Linked DNA regions of Homo sapiens: regions 2, 3, 4 and 5 are each linked to region 1. The links are chromatin contacts, found by Hi-C or POLR2A ChIA-PET in ENCODE. All regions are on one chromosome and are shown on one strand. The core of a region is the stretch at or near the end of the contact, and the rest is flanking DNA. Distances in the headings are between cores, read along the strand shown. Region 1 holds the start of HSPA8 (heat shock protein family A (Hsp70) member 8). Region 2 has its middle 22 kb from the start of SORL1. Region 3 overlaps SORL1 (sortilin related receptor 1). Region 4 holds the start of SORL1 (sortilin related receptor 1). Region 5 overlaps SORL1 (sortilin related receptor 1).

Region 1 (2,700 bases), core at 184-2,683:
TAGGAATAACAGCTACCTCGCCTGCTTGAAAGGATACAGGGAGTGTTCAAGGTACCTGAGACAGGCTCTTGGAACCACAAGGCCCCACATATCCGCGGCCATGCACAACATTGCACAATTCAAAATTCTAGGCACCATTGTTTTGTGCACCAGCTCAGTCACGTTTTCAAAGCGTCGGTATGGTCTGTCGTTTAATTTTTGATGAAAGTCAAACCAGGAAAGATATCACCTCATGTTACTGAAAATACAAACGTTCAGAAAGTCTAAATCAAGGACGCACGGCTACTGGAACCTATGATTCCTAATGCCTGGTTCACCTAACCAAGAACACACTCGCCACCATTTAAACCTGTTTATTTTATAAACAACGGGGAAATGTAGGGCTTGGGCTAGTTGGGGAAGGACTGAGCCAAGAAGCCGAATCTGTTCTAGACGGAGGTGGGAAGGGGCCTAACGGTCAGGGCTCAGAGAAGCGGTTTCGCCTTCTTTTCCGCGGAGGGATCCAGACACGACCGCGTCCTGAGGCGGTTCTGAAAAGCCGGGCCCCTTAAACCTCTGCGTCGGGGGCTGCCTCCCGACAGTTGCCGTAGGGAAATGCAGGTGCTGGGAGGCCTGCCGAGCTAACCCGCCCCACCCCGCGGCGGCCTGGCGGCTCCCTCCAATCCCAATCCTGGGGGGCCGTGAGCGAGCAGCCCTAGTGGCACCCTGAAGCCGGAACCTTCGCCCCAGCCCCTCGGGGTCAGCCCTTGTCCAAAGCCACGCTATGAAATACAGATTCGCGAAACCCGGGGCACTTAGAGGCCCGTCTGGAACACGAAGGTGGGGCATGGAAAGGAGGATTCGGACGTGGGTGGGGGAGGGGAGCAACAACCTTCGCAGCCATTTTGTCCTCGCTCCACTTCCGTCTTCTCCTGCCCGGCTCCCGCGCCCAAACCCCTCCCTTCAGGCCCCGCGCGATTCCGCCCCCAGTTCTGTGCCGGCCAAGATCCCGGCTAGCGCCGCTATCATTGGTTAGTTCCAAGTTTGCCCGCCCCTCTTCCTCCTCCTTTTTCCGCCCCCTCCCTCCCGCGGAAGCTGGGGGCGCATGCGTAGAGGTGGACGCTCCCCTCCCCCGCCCGGGGTAACTGAGGACTCCCGCGCGCGGACTCGCTGCGCCCCACCCTCCCTTTCCCCGGGGCCGTCCGGAGAGCGGGGGCGAGCTTGAAAGTTCCAGAACGCTGCGGTGAGTGCGTTATCGTGAGGCGGAGCGCGGTGGGGTGGGTGCGGAAGGGGGCGAGGCCCGAGGAGTGGAGCCGGGCTTGTGATTGGGTCTTGTAAGGGCAGCCGGGCGTCTATTGGCCGGGGAAGCCGTAATGGCAGGCAGCAGGGGCGGGCCCCTTCTGGAAGGTTCTAAGATAGGGTATAAGAGGCAGGGTGGCGGGCGGAAACCGGTCTCATTGAACTCGCCTGCAGCTCTTGGGTTTTTTGTGGCTTCCTTCGTTATTGGAGCCAGGCCTACACCCCAGGTAAAACCTCTGCTCAAGAGTTGGGTTGTGGGTCTGGGAGCGTGCAGCCTCCACACAGGCCTGTTGGGCTTGCTGAGGCTTGGGGGTTCTGAGAATCTCGTCGAGGCGAGTGTGCGGCTCCTTCTACCGGCTTAAAGGGCCTCAGTTTTCGGTGGGATGGCAGCGGTATTTGGTTGCAGCCGGCAGGACGGAAATGTAGGGAGTGGGCCGCAGTGGCCCCAGGGGAGGCTGGGAGACGCCCGGCGGCCGCGTGGCGGGGGAGGGTTGCTGCATCGGTTTGCCTGGCGCGCGGGGAAGTGGAGCCAGCGTTTTCTTTCACCCAGTTCCCTGCTTAGTCCAGTCCCACCGTGGTTCTTCAGAGCTGTTCTTGGCGTGCTTCCAGTATGGGGGTACATTCCGGAGTAGTTAAAAGCCCGTTGACTCCCGGGGGCACTGGCACCTGGCGAGGGAGGGGAACAGACAGTGCTCAGTTCGGGGTAAGACCACGTGTTGAGCAACGCCCCACGCCGTCTGGGTAGATGGGTCCTTCATCTAGGGCGTGCTCTGCTGCGGTTGGCACGGCAACCTGGACTGCAGCACTAGTTCTGGACCTCGCGCGTGCTTAGACAGGAGGTGATGGGCACTATTACCTCTTGGCAGTGGCCATACGTTTTTCCTGGTTAAGTGTTCTGTTAAGGGATGAGGGAAATATTTTGATTAATTGAATTTTTAAACCAGATTTTTCTTTTTTTCAGCAACCATGTCCAAGGGACCTGCAGTTGGTATTGATCTTGGCACCACCTACTCTTGTGTGGGTGTTTTCCAGCACGGAAAAGTCGAGATAATTGCCAATGATCAGGGAAACCGAACCACTCCAAGCTATGTCGCCTTTACGGACACTGAACGGTTGATCGGTGATGCCGCAAAGAATCAAGTTGCAATGAACCCCACCAACACAGTTTTTGGTGAGTTCCTAATTTTAAATGACAGAACAAATATAACAGGGCTAGGAAGCACAAAAGTTTATGAAACGTGAGGAGGGAACTTTTTGATTTTAGAAAAACTGAGCTGAGAGACTTGTTATCAAGTCTGTTATAAAACAGGTTGTAGAAACCTTTCAGGCTGAAATCTGGATAACGTAGGAGGTTGAAGTTTGAACCTTTGCTACCTATATGGTAGTTGAATTCACCTACCTATGAACTGTTAGGTATTTGAG
Region 2 (2,700 bases), core at 141-2,640, 1.6 Mb after region 1:
GAGAGAGAAGATAGGAAGAAAGGAATGTCTATGAGGGATGCCCTCCGAAAGCATAAGCAGTAAGATCCAGCCCTTTGTAAAAGGTACAAAGGAGAAAATTATCTAAAAGAGGCACAACCCTTTATCTCTACCTGTGTCTGCTTCCCTCTATATTAGCCACTAGTCTTTTAGATGTAAGGGGTAGAGACTAAAACCAGCTGAAGTGATAAATGAAATGTATTGACTTATATAACCAAGAGGTCTAGAGGTGATCTAACTTCAGGCCTGGCTGAGTCTAGGATTTCAAATTATAAGGACTATTAATTTTTTGTCACCTCTTAGTTCTATAGGTACCTGGGTCCATTGGCTTCACTCAGATTTTGTCCATATGACCCAAAGATGATCACCAATTGTCCCTGGCTTATACTATCCTTAAAGAGAAAAGAGAGAACCTTCTCTCCCCACCACATCATTCAGTCCATATCAGTCCCTGAAGAGGATTCTGCTGAGGTCACATGCCCCAGTGTTCTATATCCAGGAGGATGGGGTATTCTGGTCGGTCAAGTGGAGTCATGTGCCCACAGTAATCAGCAGATGTGGGGGAAGGACATTTCCCAGAAGGAAGGCTTGAAGCACAGCCATCCCAAACAGCCCCCAACTCCATCTAGCTAGAATACTTTTCTAAACTCCTCAATAGAAGGCTGTTTTAACATCCATGGCCAGGCGCAGTGGCTCATGCCGGGCCTGGTGGCTCACGTCTGTAATCCCAGCACTTTGGGAGGCCAAGGCAGGTGGATCACTTCAGGCCAGGAGTTCGAGACCAACCTGGGCAACATGGTGAAACCCAGTCTTTATGAAAAATACAAAAATTAGCCAGGCGTGGTGGCGAGCACCTGTAATCCCAGCTGCTCTATAGGCTGAGGCATGAGAATTGCTTGACCCTGGGAGGCAGAGGTTGCAGTGAGCTGAGATCGCGCCACTGCACTCCAGCCTGGGTGACAAAGCGAGACTCCGTCTCAGAAAAAAAAAAGAAAAAGCCATGGTGTTTTGGTGTACATTTAGTAGGGGAAAGGAACACTGTGGGTTTGATGCCATGGTGGGCATTGAGGACAGGGGTCAAGGGTCAGGGGTCATCCTCTCAGGACTCTTTGCACTTCATGGTGGACCACTAGATGATGAAGACAATCTACACAGACATTGCAATTTAGATTTTTTTAAATCAAAGGGTCACTCAACTGTACCACCTCCCCAACTTGCCCTCCTTACCTCCCCAGCTAGTAACGAGAGACACACCTGTGAGACAGAAAAAGAAGGTCTCTTGACGCAGATTATGTAATTACATCAGCCATGTTTATTCTTTCATACTCTCAGTTCCCTAATTTCCTTTTCTCTTCATTGGGGTAAAAACCAAAAAGACAGAAAGTAGAGGGACCGCAGCCATATTATTCATAATTCCTCTGTGATAACTCCATGATGCCCCTTATTTTTAAGTGAGGGGGTTTTCTGACAGCTGGCTTTTTAAATTCATCTACTAGACAGTTTAAATTTAATGACCAATTTCTTTTTAATAATCTTAGCAGGCCCCCCTAGAGTTTCAGCCATTTAAACAGAACATAACAGAAATTTCCAAAGAAATAAAAGGTGATTTCTTTATACAGCTTCTCACATTCAAACACATTTGCATACATGGCCCATCTGAAAAGCTAGAACTAATGAAATTATGAATGAGATTCTCATTTTTCTATTCTCAGAATCCTCTCCCTCCTGGCATCTTTCAAAACTCTAATCTGAAATTATTCCCTCCAGGAAGTTATCCTTGATTAATCACTCCCAACTCTAATTATGTATTTCTTCATTATATAAACAAGAGCTGTGGATACAGTTCCAGTTAGGTTCACCTTCTCTCGTTCATATATGGATTTAAAGTTTCCTGAGTCTTGGGATGTGAGTGTGTTCTTGGGCAGGGATGTCTTCTGTCTCTGTGTAGCCATTCCTTCCCTCTACCCTCATCCCCAGGACTGCTTTAAGCAAAGACAAAAGAGGAACTTATTTACTGGTGTAATAAAAAATCCTGGGCCCTGCAAATTGCCAGAACTGAAGTGAAATTTGAGCTCTGCTGATACTAGCGGTATGGGGGAAAAGTTAATTTTTTTAAAGCTTGATTTTCTTACGTGAAAAAATGATAAATTCTTTAGAGCTCTTGTGATAAGATATGTATTCAAAAACACTTAAGGATGCTTGTAGATCTTTTTAAAAGTATTTGTTTCCTTAGTGATATGATTGCAGAAGCTACTGAGTCCATGAAATATATTTTTCATCTGTTGTTGACATCTGAAATTCTTTTCCAGAAGACAAAAGCCATTTATGCCAAATTAGAAATAAGATTGAGGCCAGGCACAGTGGCTCACACCTATAATCTCAACACTTTGGGAGGCTGAGGCAGGTGGATGACTTGAGCCCAGGAGGTCGAGACCACCGTGGGCAACATGGCAAAGCCCTGTCTCTACCAAAAAAAAAAAAAAAGTACAAAAATCAGCTGGGTGTAGCCTGTGGTCCCAGCTACTTGAGGTGGGAGGATTGCTTGATCCTGGGAGGCAAAGGTTGCAGTGAACCAAAATCATGCCACTGCACTCTAGCCTGGATGACAGAGTGAGACCTTGTCTCAAAAAAAAAAGAAAAAGAAAAAGAAATAAGGTTGAAATTGCAAATAATCTTGGCGTA
Region 3 (2,700 bases), core at 55-2,554, 1.6 Mb after region 1:
AGGAAGCCTTCCTCAGTGCTGTCCTCTCTTCTCCCAACACTAGCAATAACATCCCTCTGCAGCATCCAATTCCAAGCCTTTTACATGAGTTTGAACTCCAAACAAAGGTATAAAACCCCTTTAGTTGGGTGATTTTTTAGAATCAGTCTTATTCCTTTATGCAGTAATGCCTCTTAGACACTGTATTTTATTGTTCACCATTATGTATTTGTCTGAGCTTCCTAGACACAGTATAGATGCCTCGGAAGGCCATGTCTTAGATTTCATTTTACCCTATAGTATTCCTAGCTGAAGAGATACTTTCTGCATTGGATCTGTGGGGCAATTCAAGAAGCTAATCCAAAATGAAAACATAGAATGACCAGGCCAAACTACCTTGGAGAAGAACTTCTGAGCCAGTGATCCCCCAAGAATCCCCACACAGCAGCTCAGAGGACAACTTATCTGCTCCAGGTCTCCTAACATTCTCAAGAACACCAAGGCCATGGGAACCATTCAGCAAATGGAAAAAATAAATGGTAAAGTCGGGAAGATAGTCTTGTAGTGAGAATACAGAGTGATGACTCAAGGAAAAGCAGAAGGCCTCAGTTAGGTAACTGCCCTTATACAATCCCATATGCATGATGGCTCTCAGAATAATGAAGGTAATCGTGTCAAATTCCTTCAGAGATATACTGTCAAGAGCATATTCCCCCCACCCCTCCCAAAAAGGAAAATAAGAAACAGAAAAACAAGAACCTCTTTTGCCAGATGTAGTGGGTCACACCTGTAATCCCAACACTTTGGGAGGCTGAGGCCAGGGTAGGGAGGGGGACCATTTGAACCCAAGAGTTCAAGACCAGCCTGGGCAACATAGTGAGACTCCACCTCTACAAAAAATAAATTTAAAAAAATTAGCCAGGTATGCTGGCGTACACCTGTAGCCCCAGCTACTCAGGAGGCTGAGGTGGGTGGATTGAAGCCTGGAAGTTTGAGGCTGGGTGAGCCATGATTGTGCCACTGCACTCCAGCCTGGGCAACAGAGCAATACCCTGTCTTGAAAAAACAAAGAAAAAAGAGCTTCTTTTTACAATGGGAGCAAGACTTGAGTTTTGCCCTACAATCTGGATTCTTAGGGCAACGGAGAAACCAGCAGCTTTGGTCCTAGTGTGGGAGAACACTATTCTTCATTATCAGATCCTCTGTGTGCATGTGTGGGCGGGTGGTGGCATGTTCTCTTCTTTTCCACAATTAGAAGTACTGATTAAAGTACTTCCTCTAGCCAGAGGATATGCAAATTAAAATGAGGCTGCTTGGTATTTTTAAAACGGCAGAGAGGAAGGAACCTTTATTGAGCTATTTTGAGACCCAGCTCACCTCTATTATTCCTTCCTAGCCAAAAGCAGCAGCCAACACCTAGAGATAGAAAGAACTGTGACTTTCATCCCAATTTTCTTCCGTAATCCATATTTGGACCTCCCATTTCTGCAAGCTGCTCCACCTACAAGTTCTCATACTTTGCAATCACTTAGACTTCCAATGTCTTACGCTCACTGACACCTACTTTCTATTGTCTTTGTCCTCATTGAGAAATTCCAATCCTTGCTCTATCTCTGAGCAGTCACCAGCCTCACCTGGCCTCACCTGAAATCCCTCAATGATGCTCCACAGGGTATCTTTGAGTCCCCTCAGCCCCCTCCAGGTCTTCCACTGTTCTGTCTTGCCAATCTCAAGCTCCGGACCATGTAAATTTTTAGCTTTCCCACTCCTGCTGCTCCCAACTCGCCAAGCATTGTTGAACAAATGTATATCATTATTCTGAGAGACTAGATTACGCTTTCACTTATTATGGGGAAACCTAGGGGGAGAAATCCCACAAATAGCCTAAAATCCCCTAACCGACATGTCATTAGCTTCAATGAGATAAACCAGTCCTTTCTCCCAGGATATCTGTATATCTACACAGAGGCAGAAGGTACAATATGATTTTAGAACTTAAAATTTCTAAATTGTATGTTCCCTTATCTAGTAATTCTGCTGGTTTGCCCTCTTAATTTATAGTTTCTTAAGCAGATAAAAGAACAATTTTTCCCCTTAAAATTCAAATAAAGCAGAAGAAAGTTCTAATGGTTCTCCTTGAGCAGAGGGTGTCCTTGGATGAGACTGTGGTTATAATTTCACTAAGATCCCACAACTTTTGCTCAAGGAAAATAACAAAAGGGTCAGAAACAGCTACCCTCTGTGGAAACATAAACAGAATCTATGGGTGTCTGATGATGGTCAGCTGTAAGGCTCCTCAACATACCAGCTCCATCTTTACCTCTATTACTAAGGAAGCAATACCAACTAAAAGACATTTCACTTTACATGGAGAACTAAAAGAAACAAAGGCAGTATCTACATCTTCTGGGACCATTACACTTAATGAGGACTAAAATTACAAGTAAAAGTCTAAAAACAAATGAAAAACTAGGAGATAGAAATATAAATACACACACATACGATCTATCTCATATCACAGCCAAAGGGCTAATCTCGAATATATAAAGAGCTCCTTGAAACCAACAATGAAAAGACTAATAATCAAATAGAAAACAGGCATGAGATCAGGCACGGTGGCTCACACCTGTAATCTCAGCACTTTGGGAGGCCAAGGTGGGTGGATCACCTAAGGTTGGGAGTTCAAGACCAGCCTGGCCAACATGGTGAAACTTCATATCT
Region 4 (2,700 bases), core at 56-2,555, 1.6 Mb after region 1:
TCTTTTATTAATAATTTCTACTTCAAAAGGAACAATTTGACTCTAGAAAACAAGTGTATTTACCCCCTCCTCTGGTCCTACTTTTTCTCCCCCACCGACCTTATACTTTTGCTGATGTCAATCTTAACTGCAGGACTGGGAGTCTCATGAGGCAATAACACGGTCAAATTAATTTTGCCAGTGCTGATCCTAACCTACAAACTCCATCTGCAATTCCTCGCAGTAAGTCTGACCATAAAAGTGAAATTCACGTTACTTATGATCTAATAAACCTATTGCCTGGGTAGAAATAAATCACTTATAGAATAATAATGCCCACCAAATTTCCTGCAGTCCTTTCAAATCTCCAAGTGCCATGAGGGGTATTCCTCTCCAAAATAAAGTTATCTTGACGGGGGTGGGAGAGTCAGCATCTTGAAGGGTGGGGAAGAAGGAATGGAGAGCATCTCACACGCTCGCCAAAAATTAAAAATTAAAAATTCAGCCTTTACACACGCACACACATACACACACCTCTTGTCTGACTGTACAGAGATAGTCGACAAGCTTTCAGGTTTGCCCACTTTTATTGTGCTAATAATGCTAAGTGTGGAAACCCCCACCTCGTGCTGTTCTGTGTAAGTGTACCGCAACTGCAGGGTGCTCGCCTCCACTGCCAACTGATGATACACTAAAGAAAGCCCGTTTTTTATCCAGATGTAAAATGAAGCTGCACCCCTCCTATACCTGCCGGAAACTACATCTCTCTGCACACACCCTGGGGTAATACGCACTGCACCCGGCGAGTTACCTGGAATACGTTTACTAAATCGACAGGAAGAAGGAAAGATCAATGCGATTCAAGTGCTGACGGTTGTACTCGTGAAGGAAAAAAACAAATGCAAGCCGGGAAGTCCCCAGTGGTGCCTGCACCTAGGAGGCGACTGCAACGGATGGATGCGGGGGTGAGGAAGTGCAGGGAGAGGAAAAAACTGGAGGGAGGCGGGTTGCAAAACTGCTCACCTGTCCGTACACCTTGATGGGCTCGGGCTGCAGGGCAGCGCTCCGTTTCCTCCGGAGCGGCTTCTCGTCCGCGCGGCTCGCCCCCCTGGCATCCCCGCGCGCCCACAGCCGCAGCTCGCGCGGGTCGCCCTGCACCACGAGGAAGCCCCGGTCCTGGGGCAAGGGCGCGCTGCCGCCGTGCAGCCTCTGCGTCCAGACTTCGCAGAGAGCTCCGGGCGGCAGCAGTGCGACCAGGGTGAATAGGAACGGGAGTCGCGACTCCCTCCTGCTGCTCCGTGTCGCCATGTTCGGGCGAACGCTACTGCAGGTGGCGCCGCCGCCAGGAGAGAATGTGCAGCGCGAGGCCAGGAGAGCCGCTGGGCCGGGACCGCGCGCGCCGCTCCCGGGGCTCCAGGCCGCCCGCGCCGCTCCGGGCCGCCCCGCTGCGCCCGCCGCCGCTGCCGCCAGGTCCCGCTCGGTTCGGCGCGGCGCCGTCACGTGTGAGGCTCGCAGCGCGTCCCTTTCGCGCACTTTCTGCGCTCGGCGGCCTCGGCGGCGACTCCGGCCCCTCCCTGGCGCGGGGATGGGGAAGTTAAGGCAGCGAGCGCCGGTGGGGGTGCGTCCCTTCCCTGGCGGGCACACCTCCTTGTTCTCCCTGCAGGAATGAAGAGTTGCATGGGGCTCGCTCGTTTTCTCTGGAGTTAGTTGCGTCCTATACAGGGTCGTGTCGAGGTCGTCCTAAACCGTGGCCACTTTCCTGAGTGCACAGCCCGCAGTAGCGCCACAAGACCACCTCCCCCCGGCCCCGGCCTCATCCCCACCTCCAGGGAAGAGTCCAGAGCCACAGAATTAGCTCCTAGAACGCAACCAACAAGAGTCCAGATGAACCCGCTCTATTGGGAAACTCACAGTTTTTCATCTACTCTGGGCACCACAACGTATTTGCAGGGGCCACAGCAAAAACTACCCTTGATCAAGCTACGTGCCCCAGCCTGAAGCACAGCAAATAAACATCCTGCACAGAGGCAGTAAAAACAAGGGTACATCTGACAAAGAATGCACCACACCTGGACAATTATTACACAGCTATACAGGGTGTGCTTGCACGCACGCATGAATACCTGTGCGTGGCACAGGGCCCCAGCGGCGGCTTGCTTATGATCCCTCCAAGGTGACCAAGCACTGAGCCACCCTGCCTCAGCAGTAAAATAGACATATTTACCAGTCCCTTCAACCCACAGCCAGGAGCTAGGCAAACACCCACAGAGGAGGGAGGACACACTTTAACCCTACATTCAGCTTGACGAGCCAAACTCTCTGAACCACAGGAGATAAAACTTCTGCCATGGAACTGCTAAGGTACGCCCAAGGAAAATATTTTTTTTGCAGGTTAGTGGGAGCAGCCAAAGTCTATGTACTACTGCAACCTTTCCTATTTCATTTTATGTTTCACTGCCCTCTGAACTCAGATCCTGGTTTTTGATAAGAATAAAGACACAGCAAGCAGGGCTGAAAGGGAGACTACCTTTATAGTTGCATACAAGCTGCTGTTCAGGGGAAGGAAGGGATGGTCAGTTCAATTTTCTAAAAACATTCCTCATCTCCGACAAGCCACGGTAGCCCGATTCCTACCCCGGCCCACTCTAGTACTTTTCAGGTAGCTTAGCAAAGCCCCCTCCTCTACCTAGGACTACCACTGACAACCTGCCAGAGTCAGGC
Region 5 (2,700 bases), core at 18-2,517, 1.5 Mb after region 1:
CCTGGGCGCTGCCCACTCATCTAACTTCACCTTGGCCCCTGTGCCCATGCCCATTCTCCATAACTCAAACCAGTTTCCTGGCCATGCCAGCTTCCCCACATGCTGCTCCCTTGCCTGTGAATTGATTCCCTCCACCTCTGCTTGGTTCACCCCAGACACTCTCCAGAGCTCTTTGCTAGGGCCTGCCCAAGTTTGCTTTGGGTGCCCATCCTACATGCATATGACACTTCCGCATCGCAGTGCCCGTCACTCTACTGTAACTGCCTATTTTTCTGACTCCTACTTCAGACTGTGAACTCCGTTTCTGCCTTGATCGGCAATATATATGCAGGCCCAGCACAGAGCCTGGAACACAGGGTGTATAGCAACTGCTTGTTGAGTGAGTGCATGACTGACAAAAGGGCAAATCATCTCCTTATAAGATAATGTCGAAGCTATTAAAAATTAAGTGAAGAAAAGATAGTGAAAATTCATGGTTAATAAACTATCTGTTATTTGTGGTTGTTTGGTTTTAACTTCTGCTAACCACAGTCTTATACTTTAGAAGTCAGATCTTAAAAATTATACAGCCTAAAGATGACACTTACATGGCATGTACACCAATGGCCCCACACTGTAGGCCAAGCTATGCATTACTAACCAATGAAAACAATCTCTCTTGAGCCTGGTAGGTAGCCAACATCAACCAACTGGAGTAAATACTCATTTCCCATCCCTAAAAAGGCTGAATATTGAATTTCCAAATCAAAGAATATCACCTGTTTACTCGCCCCAAGTCACCAGCTTTATTACAGAGCCACAGCCAAGATTAGAGCCCAGATTGCCAAATCAATTCAGTTTCAGCCATGTGACGTTTATTTATAAATCTCTTGTAACGAGTGGTACTTCTGGGGTGGTTAAAAAAATATTATGTATATAATATTAATCCTATATATCTAATATCTACCTGTGTATGGAAATATGTTTTCTCTGTCATCTAAGCCCCATCAACTTAGATGGGCATCACCAATCATGGGTGGCCCTCGCCCTAGACCTTAGGCCCTCAGCCTGGGAAGAGCCAACCAGGCTTCTGAGTAATGGTAAGTGCTTAACGTCCAATCCAGAAGACTCACGGCAGTTTCTCTCATCGCTCATGTCTCCACAGTCGTTGTCAAAGTCACACCACCAAATGCTGTTGATACAGTTCCCGTTGCTGCAGCGATACTGGTTGCGAAGACAGGTGTTCTCTACCCATCAGAGTGCGGCAGGGGAGGAAATGAAACCAATATTATTCTTACTGCTGGACCACAGGTCTTTCTCTTTTGAGTTTCCCTCCCTTTAGTAACTATCGGGGGAAATTCAGCCAGATATCGGGTGAAATTCACCCCCGATATTTCACATAGGTTCTTTTCTATTTTCCCTAAGTGTCGGCCGGTCTGAGAAATAAAGGGACAGCGTAAAAAAAGAGAGAAATTTTAAAGCTGGGTGTCTGGGGAGACATCACATGTCGGCAGGTTCCGTGATGCCCCCTGAGCCGTAAAACCACCAAGTTTTTATTAGTGATTTCAAAAGGGGAGGGAGTGTACGAATAAGGTGTGGGTCACAGAGATCATGTGCTTCACAAGGTAATAGAATATCACAAGGCAAATGGAGGCAGGGCAAGATCACAGGACCACAGGACGGGGCGAAATTAAAATTGCTAATGAAGTTTTGGGCACGCATTGTCACTGATAACATCTTATCAGGAGACAGAGTTTGAGAGCAGACAACCAGTCTGACCAAAATTTATTAGGCAGGAATTTCCTCATCCTAATAAGCCTAGGAGCACTACAGGAGACTGGGGTTTATTTCATCCCTACAGCTTCGACCATAAAAGATGGCCGCCCCTCGAAGCGGCCATTTTAGAAGCCTACCCTCAGGGACGCATTCTCTTTCTCAGGGATGTTCCTTGCTGGGAAAAAGAATTCAGCGATATTTCTCCCATTTCCTTTTGAAAGAAGAGAAATGTGGCTCTGTTCCGCCCGGCTCACCGGCAGTCAGAGTTTAAGGTTATCTGTCTTGTTCCCTGAACATTGCTGTTATCCTGTTCTTTTTTCAAGGTGCCCAGATTTCATATTGTTCAAACACACATGCTCTACAATTTGTGCAGTTAATGCAATCATCACAGGGTCCTGAGGCGACATACATCCTCCTCAGCTTACGAAGATGACGGGATTAAGAGATTAAAGTAAAGACAGGCATAGGAAATCACAAGGGTATTGATTGGGGAAGTGATAAGTGTCCGTGAAATCTTCACAATTTATGTTCAGAGACTGCAGTAAAGACAGGCATAAGAAATTATAAAAGTATTAATTTGGGGAACTAATAAATGTCCATAAAATCTTCACAATCCACGTTCTTCTGCCATGGCTTCAGCTGGTCCCTCCGTTCGGGGTCCCGGACTTCCCACAACAAGTAACATGATGGTAAAGGGGGAGGAGGAATGCCAAGCACACGTGTCTACAGGGAAGGAAATGTCCCATACTAGCCTCTTGCTTTCCTCTTTTAGTTAAAATCAAAAGAGAGGAGGAGGCTGGAAGAAATATTTAGAAGCAGATACAATGCTTTAAGAAGGATAACCACAATACCAGTTGAGTCTATTGGGTAGTGAATACAGTACATCAACATTATAAAATACTAATTACACACAGAACTCCTTAATGGACTGTGTCTACACAGAAT

What was found. A loop is a pair of places that touch in the nucleus more often than their neighbours do. ChIA-PET counts read pairs that join two places held with the same protein, here RNA polymerase II (POLR2A). Pooled maps may share reads with other maps.
Region 2: a map with no recorded cell type shows a loop between it and region 1 (8-fold over the local background). The contact joins the enhancer-like site here to the promoter of HSPA8 in region 1. A Hi-C loop is called at or near these places in 5 of 37 single-sample maps with no recorded cell type and 2 of 50 pooled maps. POLR2A ChIA-PET finds 5 or more read pairs at or near these places in 2 of 52 experiments (GM10248 and activated CD4-positive, alpha-beta T cell).
Region 3: a pooled map shows a loop between it and region 1 (4-fold over the local background). The contact joins the enhancer-like site here to the promoter of HSPA8 in region 1. A Hi-C loop is called at or near these places in 1 of 37 single-sample maps with no recorded cell type and 4 of 50 pooled maps. POLR2A ChIA-PET finds 5 or more read pairs at or near these places in 2 of 52 experiments (activated CD8-positive, alpha-beta memory T cell and activated T-cell).
Region 4: a pooled map shows a loop between it and region 1 (11-fold over the local background). The contact joins the promoter of SORL1 here to the promoter of HSPA8 in region 1. A Hi-C loop is called at or near these places in 1 of 168 maps with a recorded cell type or tissue (naive thymus-derived CD4-positive, alpha-beta T cell), 12 of 37 single-sample maps with no recorded cell type and 16 of 50 pooled maps. POLR2A ChIA-PET finds 5 or more read pairs at or near these places in 6 of 52 experiments (BJ, CD4-positive, alpha-beta T cell, CD4-positive, alpha-beta memory T cell and 3 more).
Region 5: a pooled map shows a loop between it and region 1 (7-fold over the local background). The contact joins the enhancer-like site here to the promoter of HSPA8 in region 1. A Hi-C loop is called at or near these places in 7 of 37 single-sample maps with no recorded cell type and 4 of 50 pooled maps.

The regions. Positions count from the first base shown.
Region 1 is chr11:123,060,869-123,063,568 of GRCh38, reverse strand. It overlaps HSPA8 (heat shock protein family A (Hsp70) member 8), which reads left to right and starts at 1,433. Exons shown (of 9, transcript NM_006597.6): 1 at 1,433-1,505; 2 at 2,240-2,449. The coding sequence starts at 2,245. LOC124902775 (a long non-coding RNA gene) reads right to left here and starts at 907. Exons shown (of 2, transcript XR_007062927.1): 1 at 38-907. RefSeq lists enhancers at 685-954, 1,515-1,684 and a silencer at 975-1,364.
Region 2 is chr11:121,429,086-121,431,785 of GRCh38, reverse strand. No RefSeq gene overlaps it. Among named protein-coding and RNA genes, the nearest start is that of SORL1, 22 kb to the left of the region's middle. RefSeq lists enhancers at 1,226-1,295, 1,366-1,495. Within about 2 kb of position 1,390, at least 4 of the 41 ENCODE cell types and tissues checked have a DNase peak (open chromatin) inside an H3K27ac peak, as active enhancers do.
Region 3 is chr11:121,493,440-121,496,139 of GRCh38, reverse strand. The region is part of intron 5 of SORL1 (sortilin related receptor 1); the gene reads right to left. Among named protein-coding and RNA genes, the nearest start is that of SORL1-AS1, 42 kb to the right of the region's middle. Within about 2 kb of position 1,304, at least 5 of the 41 ENCODE cell types and tissues checked have a DNase peak (open chromatin) inside an H3K27ac peak, as active enhancers do.
Region 4 is chr11:121,450,919-121,453,618 of GRCh38, reverse strand. SORL1 (sortilin related receptor 1) reads right to left here and starts at 1,305. Exons shown (of 48, transcript NM_003105.6): 1 at 1,003-1,305. The coding sequence starts at 1,287. SORL1-AS1 (SORL1 antisense RNA 1) reads left to right here and starts at 652. Exons shown (of 3, transcript NR_183636.1): 1 at 652-944. RefSeq lists enhancers at 469-518, 539-608, 649-698, 709-898, 2,289-2,348 and silencers at 1,189-1,238, 1,369-1,418.
Region 5 is chr11:121,568,683-121,571,382 of GRCh38, reverse strand. SORL1 (sortilin related receptor 1) reads right to left here. Exons shown (of 48, transcript NM_003105.6): 23 at 1,113-1,226. Among named protein-coding and RNA genes, the nearest start is that of SORL1-AS1, 120 kb to the right of the region's middle. RefSeq lists enhancers at 1-137, 138-639, 1,100-1,269, 1,380-1,429. Within about 2 kb of position 1,267, at least 3 of the 41 ENCODE cell types and tissues checked have a DNase peak (open chromatin) inside an H3K27ac peak, as active enhancers do.